3 separate regions of the Mus musculus genome follow, and regions 1 and 2 are each linked to region 3. Evidence: chromatin contacts called from ENCODE Hi-C or POLR2A ChIA-PET data. All regions are on one chromosome and are shown on one strand. Each heading gives the region's core, a stretch centred on a gene start or an enhancer-like site at or near the end of the contact. The rest is flanking DNA. Distances are from core to core; before and after follow the strand shown. Region 1 holds the start of 4933405L10Rik (RIKEN cDNA 4933405L10 gene). Region 2 overlaps Ranbp10 (RAN binding protein 10). Region 3 holds the start of Gfod2 (glucose-fructose oxidoreductase domain containing 2).

Region 1 (2,842 bases), core at 170-2,669, 50 kb before region 3:
GGTAGAAGAGAGGCCCTGGGTTCACACACACATACACACACATTTTTAAATACAACCAAGGCCTCTTCATGGAAGTTAGACATCATACCCACAGCACAGTTATCAGCTTATTCCCTTCCACAGTCACCCTCCTGGTTATCTTCTACATTTTATGATTTAGCATACCATTAATCACCGTGTATATTATACACATGGCCTGTCTTGTTCATTGCCTCCAACTGTGACTCCCATACTCCCCCCGCCAATTTTTTTTAAATTCACACATCCCAATTGTAGCCCCTCTACTCCCAGTCCTGCCTGTGCCAAATCCCCCCCCCCCCATTACCCCTTTCTCTTCTCCTCAGAGAAGGGGAAGCCTCCCTTGGATACTACCCTACCCTGGGACGACTCCCATACTTTTTAACCCCGTTTTCCTAACAGCTACAGGGTTTGGCACAAAGTAGGCACTAAGTAAACAATGCTCCATCAAGGTGTGAAAGCTTGAAGCGAGGGCTTTCTGCAGAAGGATAGACTCTGATCCTGCCAGGAGGTATTGTATTTTGCCCTTCTTTTATGCTAGAGAAACTAAGACCCAGAAAAGAACATTAACTGCATGGGCTCAAGGCAATTAAGAAGCACCCTATTTTAATCTCTGCTTTTGACCTAAGAATGCCTCAATACCCCGTCTGCAAGGACTTACTCTTAGGAGAGACCCCCGAACCGAGGGAGATGCACCCCAGTTGCAGCAGCACGTCCCCCACGCCTCGCTGGCCACGCTCTAGGATCTCTCGGGCTTCAGGCCTGATGCGAGGGCCACGAGGAGGACTGGAGTCCAGGTCCCGACCTGAAGTCAGCAGGTCCAGCTTCAACGCGTTTCCTTCCAGGCGTCCTTGGGCTGAGGAGCAAGACGCGGTGGAAAGCCGTGCTCAGGGGTGGGGCGGGGTACTCGCCCCGCCGAGGCACCCCGCAACTCACCCGAGGCCGGCCGCCGGTAGTAGTCCGGGCAGAGAGTGGGGTCTGGGGGGATGGGTCCAGAGATGCGGGACGGGCCCTCGCACATGATCCTACCGCAGCCCTGCAACAGTGCACCAGGGCCTGTTGCGCTGCGCAACTTTCCCCTCTAATCCCTGTCGGGTGCTTCCACCCTCCACCCGAGCCCTGCATCCCCGCGGTAGCCCCCATCACCGAGCCCCACCCCTCGACGACCGCCCGTCTCTAGGCGCAGACTGTACCACCGCCCCGCGACTAGCCCACTGCCCAGAGGGGTTCGCCGCCCCTCCCCCGCCAAGCCCCAGCGAGGGCTCTCACTGGAGCAGTTTTACCGCCAACTGTTGCAAGCCGGTAGGAGTTGCTGTTGCTTGGCAACAAATGGCTTCCTGAGGTCAGGGGTCAAATGACTAAGGCGAACAGCCTTCTGGGGTTTGTAGTTCCAGATGAGGAGTGATTCTAAGTCTCGGGTCTCAACAGGAGCCTTACCTCTCAACCTGTCTCCCCTACCAGCACTGAGTACCAGTCCAGCCCCGCTCTGGGCCTGAGGTTTTCTCTGATCAACTGTCGAGGGATGCACTGATTCCTCATAGCCTATGGCCTCAGAAGGGGCCAAGAGGCAGCCAGAAACCCAGAATGGGGCAGCAGTAGGGTTAGCCCAGGTTGCAGAGAGCCTTGAGGTGACTTGGGCATTTCAAAGCTCGGGAGATGGAGGGGTAGGGCAGGAGAGGTGGGACTCTAGGTAACCCAACCCTCTAACTGCCAGGCCAAGCCCTACAAGTAGAGAGGCCTAAGCTGGTTACCTTCATATTTTGTGGCCAATATGTAGTTAGGAGACACCACCACCCCCCCAACCAAGGGAGATGTACTCCAATTGCAGCAGCTTTGGGCTTTGAATAACTGATCCCCACAATACTTTGCCTGGCCATCGGCTCCCAATGACCTATGTGTATCTTCTAGTGTCCAGGAACAGAAGAGTGTCTGGTGCCGGCACATGAGACCTGCAGGAGCCCAGGCGAAGACAAGTGTCCCGTGGGGCACAGCTTAGAGCCAGAGCTCCAGGAGGAAGGAATAAAGGTGGGAGAGGAAGGGCTCAATGCAGGGGTGGAAGCAGGAGAGGAGAGAGGACCCAAGCCTACGTCATCCATCGTGAGACCAGCTCATGGGCCCAAGAGAAAGTGAGAGGGCTTTCGGAGGGAAGGGCTGGGAAGGTGGGTCTTATGCCCGGAGATTCCTAAATCCCCATTCCTTCAAGGCAGAGATTCTTGTCTTTGACCAATACCCCTCACTCCCAACTCTAGAACTTGGGGGCTGGGGGGTTGGTATGGATTTGGGACTTCTAGATCTTGCAAGGAGACTGAGCTACCATAAATGCTGAGCCTCTACTGGGCTTGGAGCTTCACTGTCTAAGAAATGGACAGCTAACTAGCTCTAGTGGACAGGCAGGGGTAAGCCCTAGGCTCAAGATATAGGAACCAAAGACTGAAGCCTGCCTCTTTCAGGCCTCTTGTCCCAGGTTTGGGTTCCCCAGCCCTCCCAGGGCCAAGCACCATGTCCATCCTAGGTCAGAAGTTGAGCTGCCACCGGGGGTGCTGCAGAAGAAGGAGGAGCCAGAAGGCAGCCACAGTGAATCCTCACTGTCCTCGAAACAGCACAAAAAAGCCAAGAAACGCAAGAGTGGCGGGGCTCCTGTGCCGCCCGCTGTGGCCAGCGCATCCGCACCCGCCGCCGAGACCTTGGGGTTGGAGCGTGAGTGGCAGTCCCTGGGCTCTTCTCTTGTTTTCTTTGTCTTCTGAGGCTGACATGGCACAGCCTGGTGTTCTAGCCTTTGCTCTGCCTTGGGTTCTTGCAGGAAAAGCCCAGCGCCTGCGGCCAC
Region 2 (2,868 bases), core at 33-2,532, 41 kb after region 3:
CAAAAAACCCAAACAAACAAACAAAAAAGTTAAAATAAAAATTTGAGTCAGTGTCTCACATAGCTCTCATATAGCTCAGACTGCCTCAAAACTCACCAAAGAGCCAAGAAAACCCGAACTTTCTGACTGATTTGCTCCCTCCCAGCGAGCAAGGATTAGAGGCTGCATAACTATCCTCCATGTGTGGGCTTCTGCAGTGCCAGGGATTGAAACTTTACACGCCAGGTAAACACTCTGCCAAGTAAGTTGCAACCCCAAACTTCATTTTTACAAGCAATGGTCAGCAACTCTCTGGAGATAAACAAACAGCTTACAGTCCAACTGTCCACTGCTCTAAGCACTAGGGCTTGCTCAGTCACCTCCCAAAGAGCTAGCCGCTTCCATCTCTCCCCCAGGAATTCTGTCCAGGTCACTTCATGAAGTTCCGGGCCACTGAGACAGGTTCTAACTGGTCCCCTTGTAGCTGTTGCTGTCCTTCCAACCTGTACTGTGGCTTCCTCAAAACACCCAAGACAATCCACACGCCCTACTGGACCCTGCCAACCGTACAACCCAGTCCCACTGGCCTCCAGTCATCCTCTTACACCTCAGCAATTCTGTACCTCTTCTATCAGGATCTTTATTCTACCTACAGCTTTCTTCCCCATCTGACCTCCCCTTACCACGTGTCATCTCACAACCCTGGCCTGACTCATCCCGCCCTGATCAGTCCCTTCAAAGCACGGATGCCCAATGTGGGGTTCTCAACTACATGTTTCTCCCCTACTGGGCAAGTTTCACAGAAGGGGAGACTAGTTACCTCAGGGCTACACTCAGTGCCCATCACAGAGTATGTGCACGATGCATTATTGGGTTACAATGAATGAGACACCCCCCATAAAGCACCAAGAACAGACAGCCTAGAACACGAGGCCACTTGGTTATCTACAGCCCCAAGAGCAAAGGGCCTGGGGGGCGAGGGTCAAGGAAAATTCTGTTCACACAATGCTATAATGGAAACAAGGAAAGCTTCCCAAGCTTCCTGTGGAAACAGACCTGGTGCTGCTTCCCCAGAAGCTCCACAACAAAGGGAGCAAGGCAACTTGACACCCACAGCCTGTCTAGAGAAGACAGACCTCCAAGAAGATGAGGGCACGTGCCCTGACAAGTTTCCCTGCAACACTGGAAAAGCTAGCCCACAGGGGCCAACCTCTAGGGCCTCCTTGGCCCAGGATCAAGGGTGATCCTTTTCATTCTAGTGGCCTCTTTCAGGATGAAAGAGTATTGCTGCTACCACTTATAAATGCTGAAGCGGCAGCTTGACACTGACCCCACCCAGCAATTCCAGGCGAGTTGCCAGAACATGAGGAGGGAGGGCACCTAACTCCTCCAACCAGCCGGAGCGCTCAGTGCACCCCTCAGATCACAGTTCTTATCCATGCTGAAGGTATTTCTGTTTGTCTAAAACAGAGTTTCACTTACATAGCCCAAGCTGGCTTCAAGAGATCTTTCTCTCCTGAGATGAACGCAAGAGCCATCACACCTGACTATTTGTTTTTAAATTGAAGAGCAAAATTTTTGTTTGTTTATTTGTTTGTTTTGGTTTTGGTTTTTTTTTTTTTTTTTTTTCCGAGGCAGTGTTTCTCTGTGTAGTCCTGGCTGTCCTGGAACTCACTCTGTAGACCAGGCTGGCCTCGAACTCAGAAATCCGCCTGCCTGCCTCTGCCTCACAAGTGCCGAGATTAAAGGCGTGCGCCACCACCGCCCGGCAAAGTGCATTTTACTAAAGGGCCTAAGCTGGTTGAGAACTCACAAGCTTCCAGCCTCCGGTTCCTGACAGATGTGTGCCAGCACACCCAGCCCTGGTGAGGTTCTTGTACTTTCCTGTGACTCCCCACGGGTACCTGGATATCCATGGCTCCCCAGAAAGAAGTGACTAAGCCCCACTTTCTAGTCCTCCCTCCGTATTGAGCATAATCCATACACCCATCTCCAGGTGACCTGCAAACAAAAGCACAAAAGGCCCTTACCACATGTTAGGGGCAAACCCCACACTCACAAACCCAACAAGCTTTGATTTCTCACCCAAACAACCCTCAAAACAAAACAAAAATGACTTTCTCTAAAATGTACTGACTCGTAGGTGGTTTGCTTTGCTTTGCTTTGCTTTGTTGTTTCACATTGTCTTGTTTCTATGTGTGTGGTGGATTGGAAGAAGGGATGTATGTTGTAGCGAGATTTCCCTACCTGTGGGTTCTTCTTCCCTCCACCCTTTTTCTCCCACCTTTCAACCCCTTAAACCTAGATAAGAGAGAAAAAAGGATATGGAGAAAAGAAAGAGATCCCTGAATAAAGTCGGGGTCAGGAAGGGGGGCTATTGTTAGACTTCCTGCTGATTAGGGGCGTTGAGTTCCTTGGGGCAAGTTTGATCTTTACAGTCAGGATATCTAATTTCTTCTTGTTGTTTCTTCTTTTTGCACCACTACTTAAACTACAACCGACAGCAACCAACAACCCACCAACTGACTCTGCCTCTCAAGGCTCTAGCATTTATATGCCCTCTGAAAAGTCCCCAGAATTCCAAATGTCACAGTCACAGTACTATCTCCAGCTGGCAAAAATCACTAGGCAAATCATAGTCACCTGCTGCGGACAATCTGAAGCAGTCCATATCTCATAACTTGGATTAAAACAAAAACATTCGGGCTGGCGAGGAGGCTTAGCGGGTAAGAGCACTGACTGCTCTTCCAAAGGTCCTGAGTTCAAATCCCAGCAACCACATGGTGGCTCAGAACCACCCATAATGAGATCTGATGCCTTCTTCTGAAGTGTCTGAAAACAGTTACAGTGTATTTACATATAATAAATAAATCTTTCGGGTGAAAAAAA
Region 3 (2,809 bases), core at 219-2,718:
TACAAAAATCTCCACTTCTGGGCTCCAAAACATGTTTTCAATTCTAGTCCTAAAGAGTTAATTTTCTCGATTTCTGTAAAATGGGTGTCCTGCAGCTTTTGTGTTCTCTGGTGTAGTTTTTCAGGAGGAAGTGAGTTTCCTATCACAAACAAATCTAGCTTCCCCTACTCAAAGACAATCATCTTCTCTTTACCACTTCATATCATACGGGCTGTTTCTTTCAACTGAATGGTCTTCCATTAAGAAGTCTTTGTGCGCGGGCAGTGGTGGCACACGCCTTTAATCTCAGCACTCAGGAGGCAGAGGCAGGTGGATTTCTGAGTTCGAGGCCAGCCTGGTCTACAGAGTGAGTTCCAGGACAGCCCGGGCTACACAGAGAAACCCTGTCTCGAGGGGGGAAAAAATAAAAAAGTCTTTGTGGCCACAAATCATAAAGTTAGTGCTGCGGCCGGTTTTCATTTCTTTCTCATGTACTCTTTACTTAGCAGGACACTGGGAGCAAGGAACATAAGTGTAAGATAACTTCCTTGCTGTCTATCCAACGCAATTTTATACCTTTACATTTCCGTCCTGTTCTTTAGATTCTGAGGCAGTCCGGAAGGCAAACTGTCCTCATGGCCATTCACCAATGCCCATCTCTCCAGGCATGTCTTTCCTCACCAGGGCTGTAATAAAGCCCTGACAGAAACACCTCATCTCATCTTTTGTTTCCACAAGTCCATCCGTTTGTTTGTTTGTTTGTTTCCTGAGCTACAAAAGCAGGCCATGGCCAACCAGGCACTCAGGCAGGGCTGGCAGGGTAAATCAAATGCTTCTAGGATGTTCCTTTTTCAAGCTTTTACCTGAACACCAGTTTCTTACATACTTTCTGCCTCAAGTGCAATCTCATTTTTCAATAGCTAGTAAGGCGACGAGTCCTTTGTCTGAAGTGTCCACACCTCACAAATCCTCATCCACAAAGCGCCCATCCTCACTCAGGTAATGGGGTGATCTGCTCCGCAATGGGCGGGGTAGCCTAGGGTTTCACATCTTTATGGGGATGGGTTAGGTTCAAGCAAGATCCTTACAGGATCCAAAATTCTGCGTCCGAATGTAGCAGGTCCCATCTCCGAGGTGGAGAAAACGAACCTCGGAGCGACCTCGTACTCAATGCCGTGCACACACTGGCATTTAGCACAGCCCTCCTCCAGCCAGGGCCCCCGCGTATACTCGCTTCCAACCTCCGGAGCCGGGCGGCGGCAGAGGCCGGGCCAGCGCCCGCTCCCGGCCGCGCCATGCCCTCTTTCACCCTCGCCCGCCGCCGGCTGCCTCTCACCTGGCATGCTGGCATTGCCCGCCCAGAGCTGCACGAGAGACCATGGATCCGGAGGGGTTTCCGAGGCCGTCCGCCTGCCCTGAGGGAGGCTAGTGCGGATGCGCGCGCGCCGGAATCCAAAGCACCGATACCGGGAACACGCCGCCTGGTTTCTAAGGAACAGGGGTCTCTGGTACGGAGGGGCGGGGCGGCAGGAGGACAGCGCATGCTCAGTGATGGGAGGTGGACCCGCGGGAGGCGGGGCCGGGATGAAGAGCTGCGCATGCTCGCGCCTTGGGGGTGGTGCTTGGGAAACCTTCAGGGAGCCTATTGCTGTCAAGTTTTCGGTGGTAGATGTGTTGATGGTAGCTGTGCTTCCAGCTTCGGGCGCTCTCAGATTTGCCAACCGGCCTCAAGAATGTAGATAGATGCTTTAGAGTGTTTCCTGGAATGAAGGTCTCGACAACGACCTATGTAGAAGCACAGGTATCTCCAACTGGTCGGATTTCTTTTTTGTTCGTTTTTTTTTTTTTTTTTTTTTAGTTTGTTTGTTTGTTTTTTGTTTTTTTTTCGAGACAGTGTTTCTCTGTATAGCCCTGGCTGTCCTGGAACTCACTTGTAGACCAGGCTAGCCTCGAACTCAGAAATCCGCCTGCCTCTGCCTCTTCCTCTGCCTCCCAAGTGCTGGGATTAAAGGTGTGCGCCACCATGCCGGGCCTGGTCAGATTTCTTGACAGGAAAGATTGGCTTTCGTGTTTGCTCAGGTGTCTGGTCTCTTTCTCTGGGTGTTCTTTAGTTGTTCTTTAAACGTCGTTTCTCTTTTAGGCTGTAATCTGAAGTTCCCCTGACCTCCTTATGGAGCCTGTGTTCTCCCAGGGAAATACATCTTGTAATGAGGTCAGCCTTAGTTTTACAGTGAAGCCGGTTGACTTCAGTGTGAAATTGGCTCTGTAGAATGTGACTGGGTTGGTTTTTTGTTTATGTATGTGTGTGGGAAGACTCTCTTGGTTACTTCTTAGTTGCAAAAAGGGAGGCTCCCAGTCCTCATCCCACAGCAAGCTGGAGAGATAGACTATGCCTGCTGACCTGAGGGGGTTCTGTGACCCTTTATCAGTTGTAGGACTTGCCACCATTACCACTTTGTCTCTACCCCTGGCAACTTCCAGAGTGAAACAAAATCTTAACTTTGAATCCTCTTCTTCAAATGGGCCTTTGTCTCCTGTCCATTGGAGACAAAGGATCAGAGTTAAAAATAAAAAGTGGATGTGCTGGGCTGGAGAGGTGGCTCAGTGGTTAAGAACACTGACTGCTCTTGCAGAAGACCAGGGTTCAGTTCCCAGCAACCACATGGTGGCTCACAGCCATCTGTAATGGGATCTGATACACTCTTCTGGTGTGTCTGAAGACAACAACAATGTACTTGTATAAATAAAAATATCTTTTTTAAAAATTGGATGTACTTTTTTTTATTTCTTGACCATGGTAATTCTTAGATCAAGGTTTTTCAGTAGGGAT

What was found. A loop is a pair of places that touch in the nucleus more often than their neighbours do. ChIA-PET counts read pairs that join two places held with the same protein, here RNA polymerase II (POLR2A).
Region 1: a map of heart shows a loop between it and region 3 (2.2-fold over the local background). The contact joins the promoter of 4933405L10Rik here to the promoter of Gfod2 in region 3. A Hi-C loop is called at or near these places in 6 of 37 maps with a recorded cell type or tissue (heart and mouse trophoblast stem cell). POLR2A ChIA-PET finds 5 or more read pairs at or near these places in 4 of 5 experiments (Patski and embryonic stem cell).
Region 2: a loop to region 3 is called in a map of CH12.LX, with 2.0 times the contacts of the local background. The contact joins the enhancer-like site here to the promoter of Gfod2 in region 3. A Hi-C loop is called at or near these places in 1 of 37 maps with a recorded cell type or tissue (CH12.LX). POLR2A ChIA-PET finds 5 or more read pairs at or near these places in 3 of 5 experiments (Patski and embryonic stem cell).

The regions. Positions count from the first base shown.
Region 1 is chr8:105,706,870-105,709,711 of GRCm38, forward strand. It overlaps 4933405L10Rik (RIKEN cDNA 4933405L10 gene), which reads left to right and starts at 1,420. Exons shown (of 4, transcript NM_027655.2): 1 at 1,420-1,646; 2 at 1,927-2,144; 3 at 2,531-2,715; 4 at 2,792-2,842. The coding sequence starts at 1,563. It overlaps Enkd1 (enkurin domain containing 1), which reads right to left and starts at 1,339. Exons shown (of 8, transcript NM_198299.2): 1 at 1,288-1,339; 2 at 955-1,054; 3 at 680-874. The coding sequence starts at 1,039.
Region 2 is chr8:105,798,334-105,801,201 of GRCm38, forward strand. The region is part of intron 3 of Ranbp10 (RAN binding protein 10); the gene reads right to left. Among named protein-coding and RNA genes, the nearest start is that of Ranbp10, 27 kb to the right of the region's middle. Within about 2 kb of position 1,283, at least 1 of the 3 ENCODE cell types and tissues checked has a DNase peak (open chromatin) inside an H3K27ac peak, as active enhancers do.
Region 3 is chr8:105,757,139-105,759,947 of GRCm38, forward strand. It overlaps Gfod2 (glucose-fructose oxidoreductase domain containing 2), which reads right to left and starts at 1,469. Exons shown (of 3, transcript NM_027469.5): 1 at 1,316-1,469.